Linked DNA regions of Homo sapiens: region 1 is linked to region 2. The links are chromatin contacts, found by Hi-C or POLR2A ChIA-PET in ENCODE. All regions are on one chromosome and are shown on one strand. Each heading gives the region's core, a stretch centred on a gene start or an enhancer-like site at or near the end of the contact. The rest is flanking DNA. Distances are from core to core; before and after follow the strand shown.

The links. Hi-C counts contacts between places; a loop is a spot of excess contacts on that map. ChIA-PET counts read pairs that join two places held with the same protein, here RNA polymerase II (POLR2A). Pooled maps may share reads with other maps.
Region 1: a loop to region 2 is called in a map of naive thymus-derived CD4-positive, alpha-beta T cell, with 1.9 times the contacts of the local background. The contact joins two enhancer-like sites. A Hi-C loop is called at or near these places in 8 of 168 maps with a recorded cell type or tissue (PC-3, gastrocnemius medialis, heart left ventricle and 3 more), 4 of 37 single-sample maps with no recorded cell type and 10 of 50 pooled maps. POLR2A ChIA-PET finds 5 or more read pairs at or near these places in 10 of 52 experiments (BJ, HCT116, OCI-LY7 and 7 more).

The regions. Positions count from the first base shown.
Region 1 is chr15:44,631,413-44,638,828 of GRCh38, reverse strand. SPG11 (SPG11 vesicle trafficking associated, spatacsin) reads left to right here. Exons shown (of 40, transcript NM_025137.4): 8 at 5,192-5,324. Among named protein-coding and RNA genes, the nearest start is that of SPG11, 29 kb to the left of the region's middle. Within about 2 kb of position 5,053, at least 2 of the 41 ENCODE cell types and tissues checked have a DNase peak (open chromatin) inside an H3K27ac peak, as active enhancers do.
Region 2 is chr15:44,593,129-44,599,963 of GRCh38, reverse strand. SPG11 (SPG11 vesicle trafficking associated, spatacsin) reads left to right here. Exons shown (of 40, transcript NM_025137.4): 22 at 1,128-1,333; 23 at 1,591-1,699; 24 at 3,021-3,180; 25 at 3,609-3,881; 26 at 4,505-4,705. Among named protein-coding and RNA genes, the nearest start is that of EIF3J, 59 kb to the right of the region's middle. RefSeq lists enhancers at 3,616-3,765, 6,786-6,835. Within about 2 kb of position 4,496, at least 3 of the 41 ENCODE cell types and tissues checked have a DNase peak (open chromatin) inside an H3K27ac peak, as active enhancers do.

The DNA.
Region 1 (7,416 bases), core at 3,804-6,303, 38 kb before region 2:
AGGTGGGGTTTCCCCATGTTGGCCAGCCTGGTCTTGAACTCCAAACTTTAGGTGATCCACCCACCTCGGTTTCCCAAAGTGCCGGGATTACAGGCGTGTGCCACTGCACTTGGCCAACAAATAATTATCAAGCAAAAACTCTTGTAACCACCATCCAGGTGAAGAAATAAAACATCATAAGCACTCCAGGAGCTCCTTTGTGCCCTAAACTAGTTTAGAAATTATTCACTTTCTGTTCTTTAAGAAGCTATCCTAGGAAATATAATGTACATACTTAAATTATCAGATCTAAAGTTTGTTTTTTTGTTGTGTGTGTTGGGGGGGGGGGTTTTGTGGTTTTTTTTGTTGTTTGTTTGTTTGTTTGTTTTGAGATGGAGTCTTGCTCTGTCGCCCAGGCTGGAGTGCAGGTGGCACGATCTTGGCTCACCGTAGCCTCCACCTCCTGTGTTCAAGCGATTCTTGTGCCCCAGCCTCTTGAGTAGCTAGGATTACAGGCGCCTGCCACCATGCCTAGCTAATTTTTTGTATTTTTAGTAGAGGCATTTCACCATGTTGGGCAGGCTGCTCTTGAACTCCCAACCTCAAGTGACCCACCCGCCTCGACCTCCCAAAGTGTTGGGATTACAGGCGTGAGCCACCACACCCAGCTCAGATCTACAGTTAATAACTAATTGTTTTGAATAATACAGGTCCGTTGAATGCTTTAACTTCATTTACTCATAGCCTATTCATGTTATTGTTGTGTTTTATTTTTTTAACCACATTAGACATTATTATGTATTTAGGTTCATTTTTCACCATTTATTTTGCTTTTTAAACTTTTTGCTGAAAATGAAGACACAAACACATACATATCCTAGGCCTAGGATCATCGATATCACTGTCTTCCACCTCTACATCTTGTCCCACAAGACAATCTTCAGAGGCAGTAACATGCATGGAGCTATCGTCTCCTATGCCTTTTTCTGGAATACCGTGAAGGACTTACCTGGGGCTGTTTTATAGCCAGCTTAAAAAAGAAATAAGGAGTACATTCTAAAATAACGAAAGTATAGCATAGTAAATAATAGGCTGTAGGAATTTTCAGCTCTATGATAATCTTATGGGAACCACCATTGTAAATGTAGCCTGTTGTTGAGTGAAATATTGTTATGTGGCACATGACTACTCAGTTTTAATAAAAGTTCCATGTGCTTGAAAATTGAAAATGTATTTTCCAACCCAGGCACAGTGGCTCACACCTGTAATCCACTTTGGGAGGCCGAGGTGCGCAGATCACTTGAGGCCAGGAGTTTGAGACAAGCCTGGCTAACATGCCAAACCCCATCTCTACTAAAAATACAAAAAAATTAGCCGGGTATGGTGGCTCACACCTATAGTCCCAGCTATTTGAGAGGCTGAGGTAGGAGAATCGTTTGAACCCAGGAGGTGGAGGTTGCACTGAGTGAGCTTGAGGAACTGCACTCCAGCCTGGGCAACAGAGTGAGATCCTGTCTCCAAAGAAAAAAGGGAAAACAAAATGTATCTTCCATTTGTCACATTGGTCTTTCAATCAGAAGTAGTTAGACTGTTGACACTTTGCTCAATCCTTCTTAACCACTATGAGACGTTGGTACATTGTGGATAATTTCTTCATATCTCCCAGTGCACTAATTCTTTCTTCACCTGTGTCTAATCTGCTATTAAACACATCTGTTTCTAATTTAAATTTTTATTTTTAGAATTACTATTTTGCATTGTTTTTATATGTGTGATTTTGAAAATTTGTAAATCTATAGAAAAACTTCAAAAATTAGTAAAATGAACATTAAGTTAAATTTCACCTAGTTCACCAACTATTAACATTTTACCACATTTGTGTTTTTTTTTTGTTTTTTTTTTTTTTTTTTTTTTTTTTTTTTTTGAGATGGAGTCTTGCTCTGTTGCCCACACCGGAGTGCAATGATGCGATCTCTGCTCAGTGCAACCCCTGCCTCCTGGGTTCAAGCGATTCTCCTCTCTCAGCCTCCCAAGTAGCTGGGATTACAGGTGTGCACCACCACGCCTGGCTAATTCTTGTATTTTTAGTAGAGGTGGGGTTTTACTATGTTGGCCAGGCTGGTCTCAAACTCCTAACCTCAAGTGACCTGCCTTTCTCCCAAACCACATTTGTTTTTTTGTTTTTTTTGAGACAGAGTCTCACTCTGTTGCCCAGGCTGGAGTGCAGTGGCACGATCTCGGCTCACTGCAAGCTCCGCCGCCCAGGTTCACGCTATTTTCCTGCCTCAGCCTCCTGAGTAGCTGGGATTATAGGCGCCCGCCACCACGCCCGGCTAATTTTTTGTATTTTTTAGTAGAGACGGGGTTTCACCATGGTAGCCAGGATGAAACCACATTTGTTTTAATTGTACCTTTTTTTTTTTCTTAACCATTTTAAAGTTGCAAACTTTATAATCCTTCACTCTAAGTACTTTAGTATATATATCATAAGAACAAGAATATTCTATTCATTGATAATTTAGTTTTTACTCCCATCACTCAGAACGAAGGCATAGTTTGTTTATAGTCTCCTCTCGGGCCAATAATTTTTTCTAGTTTATCTTTTTTTGGCGGGTGTCACCTCACATGGACCCTAGGTTTGTCCTGTTTTTTCTTCCTCCAACATAACTCCCACCAATATGTCTCACCTGCCTTGGTATATTAACACCCAGAACTTTGGCCCATTGGCTCTCAAAATCTGGTTTCTGGACCAGCAGCTCACCATGACCTGTAGATTAGAAATGCAAATTGTCAGGCCCCTCCCAATATCTATTGAATTAGAAGGTCTAGGGGCAGGGTTTTGCAGTCCACAGCTTGACAAATTCTCCAGGTGATTCTTATGCACACTGCTTTATGCTAAGGGTGGCAAATTTTTCTTTCTTTTTTTTTTTTTATAGGTGGAGTCTCACTCTGTCACTCAGGCTGGAGTGCAATGGCGCAATCTCGGCTCACTGTAACATCCGCCTGCCAGGTTCAAGCAATTCTCCTGTCTCAGCCTCCCAAATAGCTGGGACTGCAGGTGCACACCACCACACCCAGCTAATTTTTGTATTTTTAGTAAAGACAGGGTTTTACTATATTGGTCAGGCTAGTCTTGAACTCCTGACCTTAGGTGATCCACCCTCATCAGCCTCCCAAAATGCTGGGATTATGGGAGTGAGCCACCATACCCGGCTTTTTTCCTTTTTTCTTTTTTTTTTTTTTTTTTTTTTTTTGAGACAGGGTTGCATAGGCTGGAGTACAGTGACGCAATCACAGCTCACTGCAGCCTCAACTTCTTGGGCTCAAGACACCCTCCTGCCTCAGCATCCCCAGTAGTTAGGACTACAGGTGTGCGCCACCACACCCAGCTACTTTTTAATTTTTTTTAGTAGAGACAAGGTCTTTACTAAAACCTTTTTAGAAACAAGGTCTCACTATGTTGCCCAGGCTGGTCTCAAACTCCTGGGCTCAAGCAGTCTTCTCGCCTCAGCCTCCGAAAGTGCTGGGATTGCAGGCATGAGCCACTGTGCCCCAACAACTTTGTAAAGGATCAGACAGTAAATATTTTAGGCTTCTCAGGCCACATGCTCTTTTGTTTTTGTTTTTGTTTTTTGAGACAGCATCTTGCTGTGCTGCCCAGGCTGGAGTGCAGTGGTATGATCTTGGCTCACCACAACCTCCACCTCCCGGGTTCCAGCGATTCTCCTGCCCCAGACTTTTGAGTAGCTGAGAGTACAGGTGCCTGCCACCACACCTGGCTAATTTTTGTATTTTTAGTAGAAATGGGGTTTCACCGTGTTAGCCAGGCTGGTCTCGAACTCCTGACCTCAGCTGATCCACCTGCCTCGACCTCCCAAGCTGGGATTACAGGCATGAGCCACCACACCTGGCCATCATACTTAAAAAAAAAATGTTTATTTTATTTTTGTTTATTAAAAATATAGAATGCAGCCAGGTGCGATGGCTCATGCCTGTAATTCCAGCACTTTGGGAGGCCTAGGCGGGAGGATCCTCACCTGAGGTCAGAAGTTTGAGACCAGCCTGGCCATCATGGTGAAACCCCGTTTCTGTTAAATTAGCTGAGTGTAGTGGTTCAGACTTGTAATCCCAGCTACCTGGGACTCTGAGGTGGGAGGATCACTTGAACCTGGGAGGCGGAGATTGCAGTGAGCCAAGATGAAACCACTGCACTCCAGCCTGGGCGACAGAGCAAGACTCTGCCTCAAAAAAGACAACTGAGAATCTGGCTGGGCGCAGTGGCTCATGCCTGTAATCCCAGCAATTTCGGAGGCCGAGTTGGGTGCATTGTTCTAGGCCAGGAGTTCGAGACTAGCCTAGCCAAACGCAGTGAAACCCGTCTATTAAAAATACAAAAAAAAAAAAAAAATCAGCTGGGTGTGGTGGTGCATGCCTGTAGTCCCAGTTACTCCAGAGGCTGAGGCACGAGAATCACTTAAGCTGGGCAGGCAGAGGTTGCAGTGAGGTGAGATCATGCCACTGTACCTCAGCCTGGGTGACAGAGTAGGACTTTATATTGTACTGCCATAACATTTTAATTCAAATAGAATATAACTGAATTGTAAGGGTAATCCCTAATATTTAGCTTTGAATTGTTGTAGAAATATAAAATGGTAGAGCTGAAAAGGTTTTGTAGTCTAATAACCTCCTGTTTCTATTGAAGCAGAAATTGGGCCAGGCGCAGTGGCTTGTACCTGTAATCCCAGCACTTTGGGAGGCCAAGGCAGGTGGATCATTTGAGGTCAGGAGTTCGAGACCAGCCTGGCCAACACAGTGAAACCCTGTCTCTACTAAAAATACAAAATTTAGCCGGACATGGTGGCGGGCACCTGTAATCCGAACTACTTGGGAGGCTGGGGCAGGAGAATCTCTTGAACCTGAGAGATAAAGGTTGCATTGAGCTAAGATCATGCCATTGCACTCCAGCCTGGGCAACAAGAGCAAAACTCTGACTCAAAAAAAAAAAGAAAGGAAAAGAAAGGTTACAGAGTCTTGCCCCAGATTGCATAATCAGTCATTGTCAAAATCCTCACTGGAGCCCATGTACTCATGCAGTCTTTTGCCTCCTGTAGTCTCACCACATTAAATTCTAAAGTTTGTTTAAAAATCTGAATCCTGATTTTTTTTTCCTATTGTAATTTTTTTCTGATTTTTATTTTCCTCCTCATTTCAGGCCGGGATAGAAAATCGTCAGCTGGACACAGTAAATTTCTTTTTGAAGAGCAAGGAAAATCTTTTTAATCCATCCTCAAAATCTTCTGTATCTGATCAGTTTGATCACTTGTCATCCCATTTATATTTAAGAAGTAAGTGGAATAAAGATTTCTACATTTGTATTTATCATTTGATCTTCTTAATAACTTTCAAAGTATGATGTTGTGTTTTCTGATGACTCATTTACTTGCCAAAACTTAGTCATGGGATTTTACGTACTTTTTGGAAACTTTCTTTTTTTTTTTTTTTTTTTTTTTTTTTTTTTTTTTTTTGAGACAGAGTCTCACTCTGTTGCCTAGGCTGGAGTGCGGTGATGACAGCTCACTGCAGCCTCACCTCCTGGACTCAAGCAGTCCTCCCACCTCAGCCTACTACAGTAGCTGGGACTACACGTGTATGCCACCACACTCAGCTATTCTTTGTAGAGAATGGGGTCTCACTGTGTTGCCAGGCTGGTCTCAAACTCCTGGGCTCAAACAATCCTCTGCCTCCCAGAGTGCTGGGATTACAGGCGTGAGCCACCATGCCTGGACAACTTTGTGGAAATTTGGCAGTGTTATCAGATTCTATAAATGTCCCCATACTATGTGGGGTATTTATTGCTCATATCTTTTACTGTACTCTGTATTTTTATTATGCAAGGAAGAGGCAATCTTTCAAATTCAAGACAGTTTTATACACAACAGAAAAACATTTATTTGGAAAATTGCCTGCCCTTGCAACCATCTGAGATGTGTATTGACAGTGTGGCTTTCTGAGTTGTGGATTAGGATTTGTTATAAGAATTTTTGGTGGGATGCAGTGGCTCGCCCTGTAATCCTAACACTTTAGGGGCCAAGGTGGGAGGATCGCTTGAGTCTAGGAGTTTGAGACCAGTCTGGGGAACATAGCAAGACCCCATTCTACAAAAGAATTTTAAAAATTAGTTGGGCATGATGACGCATCCATAGTCCCAACTACTTGGAAGGCTGAGGCTGAGGATTGCTTGAGTCTGGGAGGTCTAGGCTGCAGTGATCTATGATTGTGCCACTGCACTTCAGCCTGGTTGCAAAGTACGACTCTCAAAAAAAAAAAAAAAATTCACCCAGACTTCTCTGCTTTTTTGCCATATTACCAACACTTTTCAAGATTTTGGCTTTCCTTTTTAATAAATAGGAAGCCTAACTTTTATTCTTAGACCAGGTAGCCATGTAAATTCTCTCCTTAGAACAACAGGGTAATAAAGTATATTTTCCCCTTGTTAAATAAAAATTACTGGAAACCATTGTTTTGGTGTGAGCTGTACTAGGCCCCATCAGACCAGAACAGAAATCAAAATGGAGTCAACTATGCTAAAGTTCCATAGCATCAAACTTAAAATAAGGTGGTCTTCTGACATTGGGAGAAATTAGGAGAGAGCCAATAATCCCAAACAGTCCAGTTTCAATCTTCAATCAGCGTGATAATGACGTTCCTCTGATATAATCCTTATGTAAAAGAAGTAATGTAGGCCAGGTGCAGTGGCTCATGGCTGTAATTCCAGCACTTTGGGAGGCTGAAGCGGGAGGATCTCTTGAGCCCAGGAGTTTGAGACTAGCCTGGGTAACATAGTGAAACCTTACCTCTACAAAAAATTTAAAAATTAGCTGTGCGTGGTGGTGTGCATGTGTGGTCTCAGCTACTCAGGAAAGGGAGGTGGGAGGATTGCTTGAGCCTGGGAGGTTGAGGCTGCAGTGAGCCGTCATCACGCCATTGCACTCCAATCTGGGCAACAGAGTGAGACTCTGTCTCAAAAAAAAAAAAAAAAAAAAAAAGCTGGGTGCAGTGGCTCACACCTATAATCCCAACACTTTGGGAGGCCCAGGCGGGAGGATCACTTGAGACCAAGAGTTCATGACCAGCCTGGGCAACATAGTGAGACTCAGCCTCTATTTTTAATTGAAAAAAAAAAAAAAAGCCTGATGCAGTTTCATGTTAAATAATCAGTATTTTTTGTATTATTCTGTCTCTCTTCATCTTACAAAAAAAGTAGCTTTGAAACAACTAATATGCTCTTTTTTCTTTGCTTCTGCTTTCTTCAGCTCTTCCATGTCTATAAAGCCAACCCCTTCTGCTCAGCTCACTAGAACACCTTTTCCATGTTATGAAATTAAGTGTTGCCACATTCTAGAGTTGCAATAAAACCAATTGAGATCTTTAATCTAA
Region 2 (6,835 bases), core at 3,247-5,746:
AAAACCTAGATGACGGGTTGATAGGTGCCACAAACTGCCATGGCACATGTATACCTATGTAACCTGCATGTTCTGCACATGTATCCCAGAACTTTAAAAAAAGGGAATTATATGATGAGATGTGAATTCTATATTTAATGTCTTTAATAATTCAATTATTCATTTTTATAAGGCACAGAATTGAGAGGAGCATTTACTATAATGAACAGCTAAATATAGATTTACTTTATTGGTTTGTTTTATAATTAACAAAGTAATACCTTTTTTATGGTAAAGTATTCAAGTAGTTCAGAAAGGTGAAAATGAAAGATAGCCCTCAGCTTCCCATTCCACATGGTAAAAACATGGTTAATAATGTCTTGTGTGGGCTGAGCACGATGGCTCACACCTGTAATCCCAGCATTTTGGGAGGCCAAGGTGGGCGGATCACAACCTCAGGAGTTTGAGACCAGCCTGGCCAATATGGTGAAACCCTGTCTCTACTAAAAATACAAAAATTAGCCAGGCATGGTGGTGGGTGCCTGTAGTCCCAGCTACTCAGGAGGCTGAGGCAGGAGAATCGCTTGAACCCGGGAGGCAGAGGTTGAAGTGAGCCAAGAATCACACCACTGCACTCCAGTCTGGGCTACAAAACGAGACTCCATCTCAAAAAAATAATAATAAAAATAAAAAATAGTAATTTCTTGTGTCTTTCCCAAATTTTCTATTCCTATAAAAGGCCTATATGAGTTTTTTTAAATGTGCTTCATGATGTCAAACTTACATTTAAGTGGCATTGATATTCTTCGTAGTTTGTATACGTACTCATAATTGATAAGATCACAAGTTGGCAGTCTTTCAGAAGTTGTACTTCATGTCTTGATGAAGTTGGAAGCAAGAATAGTTTAGACTATGACTAAGCGTTTTAGAAAGTCAGCTTAAGGGAAGCGGGGGGCTCTTGGGCCAAAAGACAACTGAAAAGCTACCAGGAACCTAAACGGGTATGTGCAAGGGGCAAAAGGTAAGGGAGAGGAGGCCACAAATCACATGGCTGGCACTCCCTCTGTCACTGATTTAATTCCATTTGCTTTTCCTGGTGAGACATAATTTTCATGTGCTGATGTGATTTTGATTCCTTTCTTTTTCAGGATCCAGCAAGTAGGCAATGAAGCCTATGTTATAGGGCTCTCCTCCTTCCACATACCTTCAATAGGAGCTGCATGTGTTTGTTTCTTAGAATTGCTTGGCCTTGACAGCCTCAAGCTCAGAGTTGATATGAAAGTGGCCAATATAATTTTGAGCTACAAGTGCAGAAATGAAGATGCTCAGTACAGCTTTATCAGAGAGTCTGTAGGTACAGCACCTTTTATCTGGCCTGCTTTGTTTAGAGAAGGTGTGACGAGGTCTAAGGCATTGAATTGTGAGTGTTTGGGGAGAAAATGGTTATCTTCTTGGTTTTATCCTTTTCCTGCAGAGTGTGTGTTCTTTGTCTCACTTTCTTGGGCACTTTAATTGGGTTCTGAAATGGCCCTGAGCCACACTATTCAAACAGAAATGCTCAGGTTTTGACTTTTTCTCTTCACCATATTTTGTTGTTTATATTTCTTACAGCCGAAAAACTATCTAAACTAGCTGATGGTGAAAAGACAACCACAGAAGAATTGCTTGTTCTCTTAGAAGAAGGTACATGGAACAGCATTCAGCAACAGGAAATAAAGAGGTTTGTGAGTTGCAGTCTCAGCCTCTTTTCTAACAAGCTTATTGTGCCAACCTGTGTTTGCCTAGTTTTTCTTTGAACAACTCTGGTGTTTTCACTAAATCCCCCTAGACCTTATCTTCTTCTTTATCTAGCATGTAGCAGATACTCAGTAAATGAATAATGATTTTAATTGCATCTTGCCATCAGTGAAAAGAGGGTGAAGATAGCAATTCTCTCTTTAGAGATGGACTTACCAAGAGATGGAGAGCAGCTTTGTCTCCTCCACTGCCCTGCTAGTCAGAGAAGTCTTTTAAATGGTACATGTTGAAATGCCAGAAGATGTGGGTTCAGATGTCTTGGAGGATTGGAAAAAAATGAAGAAGAGGATGATGTAGGATGGGTCTTCCAAAATTTGACTTTAAGTCATGTCCTTACTTTTTTCATTTTATTATGTCAGTTGATAATGGAAGCTGAAGTGACCGTATGTAAAAGCACCTCCTTACACTTCATGCCTTCTTTATGCTGCCCCACTGGGGCTGACCTAACCACTCCAGACCCTGAGAACGCACCCTTTTTCTGTACATCCTATCACTGATTCTGTTCTTGGCAGAATCCTGCTTGCAGCAGGAACATGTACCCTACCCCTGGTGAGGAGGCCCAGGCACCCACCAGGCCTCTGAGTACTCTAAAGTGAATAGAGCAAGAGAAATAAGTGCTCAGAAAGTTTCTTGACTGACAACTTCCTCAGTTCTCCTAAGGATGCTACACAGCCAGTATAAATAGGTACTTGATTGATGACTTGGGGAAGGAATGAATTGTGCCAGTATGCTAAGCTAGCTATTCTGCCTTATGGGTGAAAAAGTCTACTGTTTTTGGCCAGGCACAGTGGCTCACACCTGTAATCCCAGCACTTCAGGAATGTGAGGCGGACGGATCACCTGAGGTTGGGAGTTCAAGACCAGCCTGACCAACATGGAGAAACCCCGTCTTTAGTAAAAATACAAAATTAGCCGGGTGTGGTGGCACATGCCTGTAATCCCAGCTACTCGGAGGCTGAGACAGGAGAACTGCTTGAACCCAGGAGGCGGAGGTTGCAGTGAGCTGAGATCGCACCATTGTACTCCAGCCTAGGCAACAAGAGCGAAACTCTGTCTCAAAAAAAAAAAAAAAAAAAAGAATCTACTTTTTTCAAAGTAGCCTAATAAATATTTAGTATTTGTTGGAGAATACACTGTGCTTTAATTTATATCATTTTTACTCATTTTCCAGTTCAAGCTAAAGCTATATTTTAATGAGTTTTTTGTTTTTTCTTGACCACCCCCACCTCTAATTCTGATTATAGGTTATCCAGTGAATCTAGCAGCCAATGGGCATTAGTGGTGCAGTTCTGCAGGCTACACAATATGAAACTAAGCATATCTTACCTTAGAGAATGTGCCAAAGCAAATGATTGGCTGCAGTTCATTATTCACAGCCAACTCCACAACTACCACCCAGCAGAGGTAAGCCACTAATTGTTAGCAGTCACTCAAAAGGAAATAGGAACACTTCTTAGAAGATAGCATTCTTTCTGTTGTGTAGACATGACATAGGCCTTTTTTTTTTTTTTTTTTTTTTTTTTTTTTGACCAGGATACGTACTGGATACATGGGCTTTTGTTTCATATGATACTATTATTTTTCCTAAGATTTCAGTGGGTTGGCATCAGACAAGGCACTAGTACTGAAGAGCTGAAAAGCTTTTGTGACTTCAGATTGAATATGAAAATTCATTAAAAGGCACCATACAGCTTTGTAAAATTACATAATAGTCACTCTGACTTAGTTCAGGGTGAGAAAGCATAATTTTGTCTATGCTTTTCTCTAACATTTTCAGCTCCAGCTGAAACTGAAAGTTGGGTTTCTGTTTAATCATCTGATATGCCTTCTAGGTGAAATCCCTTATCCAGTACTTCAGCCCAGTCATTCAAGACCACTTAAGGCTGGCTTTTGAGAACTTGCCCTCAGTGCCCACCTCCAAAATGGACAGCGATCAAGTCTGCAATAAGTGCCCCCAGGAACTTCAAGGAAGCAAACAAGAGATGACCGATTTATTTGAAATTCTGCTCCAATGCTCAGAGGAGCCAGACTCCTGGCACTGGCTTCTGGTTGAAGCAGTGAAACAACAGGCCCCTATCCTCAGTGTTCTGGCCTCATGTCTCCAGGTGAGGATCATGAGAAGCCTGAAGTAAGTACCCAGAGAACAATAGAATAAGTAATGAGGGACAGGAAAGGCTGATAATCAGAAGTGGGGTGATGATGACAGTGAGGTTCCAGCATGTGTTTCCAAGTTCACTGCAACATTTTGTGCTTCTCTAGCTTAGGCTCTGGGCCATTTGGTGTACTTTCTTGTGCCTTGACATTCAGTGAACTCAAGTGATCAGAGCCTTGGTTTCTGGTTGGCAGTCACAGAGAAAGACGCTTTGGTGGACTGACCACCACTGTTTCTTTAGTGCCCTCTTTAGCAGGGAAGAGGGACATTCCAGACAGTCCTTTAATCAGCAGATCAGTGGAGGGCAATCCTACTCTCTTATGATTAGTACTTCCCTGACTTTTGCATATACCCCCTTCTGTCTGCTTCTTGGTCTTGTGACCTGCAACACTCTGCAGGACAGTTTAGAACAGTCCCTTGGTTGCTCATTAGTTTGTTTCATGTTTGAAGGCTTTTCAAGCCATTTTAACTAATTAAGTTGGGTGACTTATTCTAAACAGGAAATATCCATCTGTAGTATTTGTACATTTGCCAGGTAATCCAGGCCTAGTTGTTATTTTATTTATCCCGTGGCAGGGTGCCAGTGCCATTTCTTGTCTCTGTGTTTGGATCATCACTTCTGTGGAGGACAATGTTGCAACTGAAGCAATGGGACACATTCAGGACTCAACAGAGGACCATACCTGGAACCTTGAGGATCTTTCAGTCATCTGGAGAACATTATTAACAAGACAAAAGAGCAAAACTCTCATCAGAGGTTTCCAGCTTTTCTTTAAGGTAGTGATAGTTGCTTCACTTCTTTCCAGAGCTTAAGAGATTACTTCAGCATATCCCTTCTTGGCTTTTTCTTATTTCCATCCCTGGATTTTTTTTTAGCCAACAACAGATAATGATGATAATATTAGAAGTACCACTTACTGGCCAGGCGCAGTGGCTCACGCCTGTAATCCCAGCACTTTGGGAGGCTGAGGCGGGTGGATCACTTGAGGTCAGGAGTTTGAGACCAGCCTGTTCAACATGGTGAAACCCTGTCTCTACTAAAAATACAAAAATTAGCCAGGCATGGTGGCGTGGGCCTGTAATCCCAGCTACTCAGGAGGCTGAGGCAGGATAATTGCTTGAACCTGGGAGGTGGAGGTTGCAGTGAGCCGAGATCGTGCCACTGCACTCCAGCCTGGATGACAGGGCAAGACTGTCTCAAAAACAACAACAACAACAAAAGTACCATTTACTTAGCAAAGTCGTATTTATTTTATTTTGTTTTTTGAGACAGGGTCCTACTCTGTCATCCAGGTTGTAAGGTTGTAGTTCAGTGTCATAATAAGGCTCACTCCAGCCTCAACCTCCAAGGCTCAGGTGATCCTCCCAACTCAGCCTCCCAGATGGCTAGGAAAACAGGCACACACCACCATGCCTGGCTTTTTTTTTTTTTTTTTTTTCGCATTTTTAATAGAGACAGGGTTTTGCCATGTTGACCAGGCTAGGCTAGTCTTGAACTCTTGGGCTCAGTGATCCTCCTGCCTCATCTTCCCAGAGCACTGGGATTACAGGCATCAGTCACCACACCTGGCCCAGGGTGGTTTTTTGTTTTTTGTTTTTGTTTTTGTTTTGAGACAGAGTCTCGCTCTGTCACTCAGGCTGGAGTGCAGTGGCACGATCTCGGCTCACTGCAACCTCCGCCTCCCGAGTTCAAGCAATTCTCCTGCCTCAGCCTCCCGAGTAGCTTGGACTACAGGCGCGTGCCACCACGCCCAGCTAATTTTTTGTATTTTTAGTAGAGACGGGGTTTCACCATGTTGGCCAGGCTGGTCTCAATCTCCTGACCTCGTGATCCTCCCACCTCGGCCTCCCAAAGCGCTGGGATTTACAGGCGTGAGCCACCGCTCCAAGCCTCAGGGTGCTTTTTATACATTATTTTAGTGAGTTTTCACAATAATCCTATGTGAAAATAATATTAGATATTATGGGCCAGGCACGGTGGCTCACACCTGTAATCCCAGCACTTTGGGAGGCTGAGACGGGCGGATCATTTGAGGCCAGGAATTTGTGATGAGCCTGGCCAACATGGCAAAACCCCGTCTCTACTAAAAATACAAAAAAAAAAAAGAAAAGAAAAAAGCCGGGCGTGGCAGGATGCACCTGTAAACCCAGCTGCTTGGGAAGCTGAGGCACGAGAATCACTTGAACCCGCAAGGTGGAAGTTGCAGTGAGCCAAGATCACACCACTGCACTGCAGCCTGGGTGACAGAGCAAGACCGTGTCTCAAAAAAAAAAAAAAAAAGATATTATGAAGTGATGTTGCTCTCATTTGACAGACTAATAAATCAAGGCTCACAAAACTTAAGTAACTTATCCAAGGTCTCAAAATACTTCAGTAAGTGGTGTATTTACAGTTCAGAGCCATACTTTCTAATTCAGAACTCCTATTATCTGACTGAGCGACTCCCACTGACAACAATAAAATGTATGAATCAGTGCCACAGGCAACAGTAGGTAAGGTGGATCAGTAGAGCAGATTATCCAGGTGTGTGTGTTTAAAATGTTATGCCTGGGCATGCTAGCGCACACTTGTAATGCCAGCCCTTTGGGAAGCCTAGGCGGATGGATCACTTGAGTCCAAGAGTTCAAGACCAGCCTGGCAACACAGTGAACCCCGTCTCTACAAAAAATACAAAAACTAGTTGGGCACGGTGGCACGCACCTCTAGTCCCAGCTACTCTAGAAGCTGAGGTGGGAGGATCACCTGAGGTCAAGGCTGTAGTGAGTGAGCTGTGATCATGCCACTGCACTCCAGCCTGGGCGACAGAATGAGGCTATGTCTCAAAAAAAATAATAAAAAATAATAATAAAGGTGTCATAGCACCATCTAGTGGAATGCTTCCTGCCTGTGTGCAATAGGCCAAGTAT